Linked DNA regions of Homo sapiens: region 1 is linked to region 2. Evidence: chromatin loops called from intact Hi-C (ENCODE). Cell type or tissue: K562. All regions are shown on one strand.

Region 1 (2,500 bases), 76 kb after region 2:
GAAAAGAAATAGACCAGGACTCAGGGCAGTTCCTATAAACCAAGAGAGATTTAAGCACGATTGGGAGCAGGAAAGAGCCAGTGGAGACTGAGCTTGAAGACATGAGAAGCAGAGGAAATATTTTTTCATTGGACTTTCATAAGGCACAAGAGGGAGATGGGTCAGGAATGCCAGTGGAAGAATTGGCCTTCAATGAAGGAAAGAGATTAGAAGGGCATGAAAAAAAGAAAAGAATGAAAATAAGAGACATTTTGTGCCACAAAGGAAGTAGTCAATGAGGTTATCAGCTGAGTGGGAGAAAGAAAATCTGGCTGGAGTTTTAAGAAAAGCAGAGAAAGTAGATAATGACCACTGGGAGAAGACATGGCCAGTAGAAGAGGTGTCTCTGCATAGTCCTGTTGCCTCTCCACAGTGGGGTATAATAAGAAAGAGATTTGGTCTTGTCCTTTTGTTGCTGGCACAGAGAGCGTAGAACCCTTGGGATTTGTTATTCCTAATGGGATCCTTTCGATCACACCAGGTTTTCTCTTATGGTATCAGTATCTTTGAGGTTTGTCTCATCCCTAGTTTAGATCATAAATCCCTTGCTGGTCACAGCTTGGACATCTTTCTATTCCCTGGAATGTCAAGGCTATCATCTAATAGGCCTTCTTTTTATTGTTTTTGTTTATTGAATAACTAAAATATGCAGGCACCAGGCTAAGTGCTTTATAAAGATTATCTCATCCTTATAAATGGAATGCTTGGAGGGAAGTAATCTGGTCAAGGTCATACAGTTAATGAGTGACTGAGCTAGGATTTGAACCCGGTGTTCTGATCCCCAGGACCTGCTCTGAAACCCTAGCTACACTGAAGTCTGATGATTCTTAAACTATGTTCAAATTTCAAAGCATAGATTTTAGAAGTGAGTGTGCAAATTTGGATGTGTTATACTAGAGAACCCTTATGGTTGTGTTTCAGTGTTTGTGGTGACTCTCAGACTTGTTCTTGATCTGTAATAACTCTGCAACCCCTCTCTCCATTAGGGGAATGCACTTATCACCCTCAGCACCTGTCCATTGCTGTCAGACCTCTGGCTCCTGGGGAGCCACATAACATTAACCACAAGTACAACCTCTCTGCAAAGCAGTCACATTGGAGCTGCCCAGTTTCAGGTTTCACAGAGACATTTTCTAACTGAAACTGTTTGCAAACCTCTGACTCATCTTAGTTCCAGAATAGACTCAAGGCTGACATCAGTCATGCTAAGTCATTAAAACTTTAGAAAAGGGAGATCTGTGTTAGACAACTAGCTCACTATCTACAGAAAAATAAAGCTGGATTACTACTTTGTACCACATAAATGCTGAACTCCAGATGAAATAAAGTCCTAAATGTAAATGGTAAAACTATGAATAGAACAAAATCCAGGAAACTGGCAATGTGACATTGCCTAACATAGGAGGCCAAAAACATTTTGACTTCATTAAAATGATGCTATCTGGTCAATGAAGGGTGCCATAAACAGTTACCAGATAGAGCCAAACTGGGGGAAGATATTTGTGTTGTCTAAAACTGATAAGAGATTAATACCTAGCTCTACAATGAACTCGTACAAATTGGCAAGAAAAAGACGCAAGATCCAATATAAAAATGGACGAGGGACGCTCTTTCCTCAGTGCCCAGAACAATGACTGGAACATAATAGGCACAATAATTTTTGGCTGAATAAAATTAGACACAAAAAATGCTTAAACTCATTGATAGTCAGAAAAATGCAAATTAAAACAATGATATGCCATTTTACATCCATCAGAGAGACAAATATTAGAAAGAAGTTGTGTGGTGCTGCTGTTGGGAGAGCCAACAGGTACAAACACTCTGGAAGAGTGTTGTGAAGCTAAGTATGCACATAGCCAATGGCTGTGCAATCCCACTCCTCAACATGTAGGCCCAGGGAAAAATGTGCACAAGACTATAAGGGACATACAGTGTTACTTGGGCCAACGGCAAGTTCAAAGCCCCTGGCTGTTCATCATAGGGTAATAACTAAATAAAATGCGATAGATGCCTATGAAATACTATGCGGTAGTTAGAACAATGAACAAGATCTAGACATAATGTAATTAAATCTTAAATACATAATGGTGACTAGAAAGGCAAGAAACAATGACTTACAGTACAATAATATTTATGCAAGTTGAAAATACATAAACACTCAAAATAGCACTACTGAGGCTTCAAAGATACATGCATATTTAGGAACAATTCTTAACACATTAAAGGAAGTGGTTTGGTGGGCAAAAGTATAGGAATAGGAGTTGGGATAAAAGGAGAATGAATAAATAAACAAAGAGGTCCAGGGTGGGGTCTGGATTCTGCTTTCCTAACAAGCTGCCAGTTGATACTGGTCTGTTGGCCTCACTGTAAGTAGCAAAGAGACTAAGGAGTAAGGTGAACTCAAACCTTGCAGGCTTAAAGAGGAAGTGAGGAAGAATGGAGGGAAATATGAGGGAGGAAG
Region 2 (2,500 bases):
ATTATATTTTAAACTATTTATAAACTATTTTTATTTAAATTGTGTACTCTGATTCATTCTTAGCAAAATTTTTTGCATAGTTCAAGTGAGTTTCTAAAAAATGCATTAAAAATGAGACCATCTTAATTATTTTTACTTAGCTAAACTTTAGCAAATACTTCCATACCAGCCAGATCCCCCTGCTACTCAATATTTTTGGGGCCTACCTCCTCTCTTACTTCAACTCCTAACTCCTAATCATTGTGAAGCTACCAAACTGAATTAATGTTAAGATTAATTAAATGAATTAATTACATAAAAATTAATTAGGAGGATAAGTCATCTCTCATCATCATGTAATTCCTTTTAAAACCACATTAATATTTGATATTCTGTTTTTTTCTTTCACTTTCCATAGCTAAAGAGAAGCTATTCAGTATCATTGTCATCTGTTTATCCAGAGTTTAGACTTTTGTTCATTTCAACCATTTGTAAAACAGTAAGACCCTAAAAAACAAACAAGGAGCTGCCATTAAGAGGAGTGGTGGTCTTCATTCCCTGTGAGAAGGGTGATCACCCAAGGCGGCTTGCCTGGGACAGTCTCGGTTTACACCCGCTAGCCCAGTGTCCTGTTTTATGAATGCTACCTCTCATCTCCATAGTGTCCCCATTTGGAAGATAAAGTCTATATTTAGTCATCCTACCTATAAGAGACCCTTAGACAGCCAAGCAGAAACAATTTACATACAGTTCTGTCACTTGTAGTCAGTTTCTCACACCTTAGCTATTTGGAGCAGTAGGTTAGAAGAAATAGAGTATAAGGAAGCTGCCATACTCCCTTTATAAAATGAAACCAATTCTATAGGGTAACAGTACATGGAGGAAAGCTCCATATATTGCAGCACGAATTCTTCCAGACATTTGCCCTTCTTTGGGCACCCCATTTTAATTACCGCTATCACTCCAGCCGGCCACAGGAGGGGGCTGTTTCTACTTGGCTCGCGCATGGAAATAAGATACCTCAACATTTATCAAAGCTAAGATAAGGATGGAATTTAGACAGGACTTTACTAAAGTCTAAGCCATAGAGAGTAACATGAAACTGTATAATCTCAGTTATAGATGTGGGTCCTTTACAGCAGTGTCTTCCAAAGTAAGAAATATAGTTCATCTTATGATCCAACACACATGCAACTGAAGCAAGATTCATAAAACAATATTTACTCCTATTACATGTGATGCCAGCTATTTTCTGTTCTCTTCAGATGCTTATTTGAAGCTCACTAAATTGATTTCATAATTTATTGGGGGGTTGCGTTTGAATAACACTGCCTCCTTTTGTAAACCTCCTTGCATAACCCTTAACCTAAATCCTTGTGGCAATGTTATTTCAACCAGTGCCGCCTCTGAGCAACCTTAAGCAACCTTAGACTGCTTAAAGGGTACACTCAACAAACAAAAGGTCAGAGAGGAACACACGCTTTTCTCTGCCTCTCTGAAGCCTGCTTTTTATGTTCTAGTGTCTTTTCTCAGGACAAGCTTTTCCCCTGATGATTTATAGCAGGAATGTCCACCCCAGTCTGGGCAGACCAAGCCTATACCAAAAGGTCATGACCGCACCCTGCAGACAACAGCAGGAGGGGCTGATTTTAGTGCACCATGAGGTGGGAGGGTGCTTTTTCACTTGGGTCTAGTGGAGGTAGGCACTCTGGCAGAAGTGAGAGCTGACAATCTGACAATGAGAGAGGAAATAAGAGAGCTGTTGTGTCACAGTCCAATATAATAATGCATATTCATGAATAATCACAAATCATTTTGGAAAGATTAAGTACTCATTGTCTATTGACAAACTTTTTGAAAAGCCGCAAAGTACTAAATAAAGCTCAACTCACCTGTGGTTTCTTACATGATTGGTAACTGCTATAGCTTTCCATTATACTGTTGTTTGGAAAAATTATCCTTTCAGAAGCCTCACCCATTGTTTGCTAATTTGCATTTGGTCCAATATACAGTATCATGCTGATTTGGACATATTGGGAAATTTTTTCACAAATACTGAAATGTCCATCTAAAATGTATAAAAAGAATTTCTAAGTTTTTATAAGCATTTAAATCTTTGGCATTGTAGAAGCACGAGATCCAGATGAATGACTGCAAGCTTTTTACATGAATGTTTTGGGGTCATATAGATACAAACATGATATTAGAATCATTCTCTTATTTTGCTCTAATGTAAATAGTGGCTGAGCAAGAATTTTGACAGTCTTAAATAGTAAAGAGCTAACGGAAATAAGGAGGGCATATCAGCTTCATTAGTTTTAATAAATCACTGAGATTTATAATACACCACAGTGACCCTAAATAGAGTTGGCACCTAGTTGATGGTTAACTAGACTGTCTTAACAGTAACTCCCTTTGGTTTGGTCAGGGAGCACTGAGAGATGACTGCCATGTAAATATAGCTAAGTACACTCTGGCCTAAGGTGACATTAATTACATGGTGTAGCTGAGCAAGGAAAAT

Evidence for each region. Peaks named below come from ENCODE experiments on the same cell type or tissue, not always from the same donor. Only the 100,000 strongest peaks of a DNase experiment are listed, where the experiment ranks them.
Region 1: a loop joins it to region 2, with 3 times the contacts of the local background. A loop is called at or near these places in 17 of 110 quality-filtered maps.

The regions. Positions count from the first base shown.
Region 1 is chr4:76,300,230-76,302,729 of GRCh38, reverse strand. All of the region lies in intron 6 of FAM47E-STBD1 (FAM47E-STBD1 readthrough), which reads right to left. Among named protein-coding and RNA genes, the nearest start is that of STBD1, 5.3 kb to the left of the region's middle. RefSeq lists a cis regulatory region at 1,243-1,253 and an enhancer at 1,176-1,320. In K562, no CTCF peak of the experiment used is centred here; a DNase peak (open chromatin) is centred at 1,069.
Region 2 is chr4:76,376,647-76,379,146 of GRCh38, reverse strand. The region is part of intron 9 of CCDC158 (coiled-coil domain containing 158); the gene reads left to right. Among named protein-coding and RNA genes, the nearest start is that of CCDC158, 43 kb to the left of the region's middle. In K562, a CTCF peak has its summit at 951 (motif pointing right); DNase peaks (open chromatin) are centred at 946 and 1,576.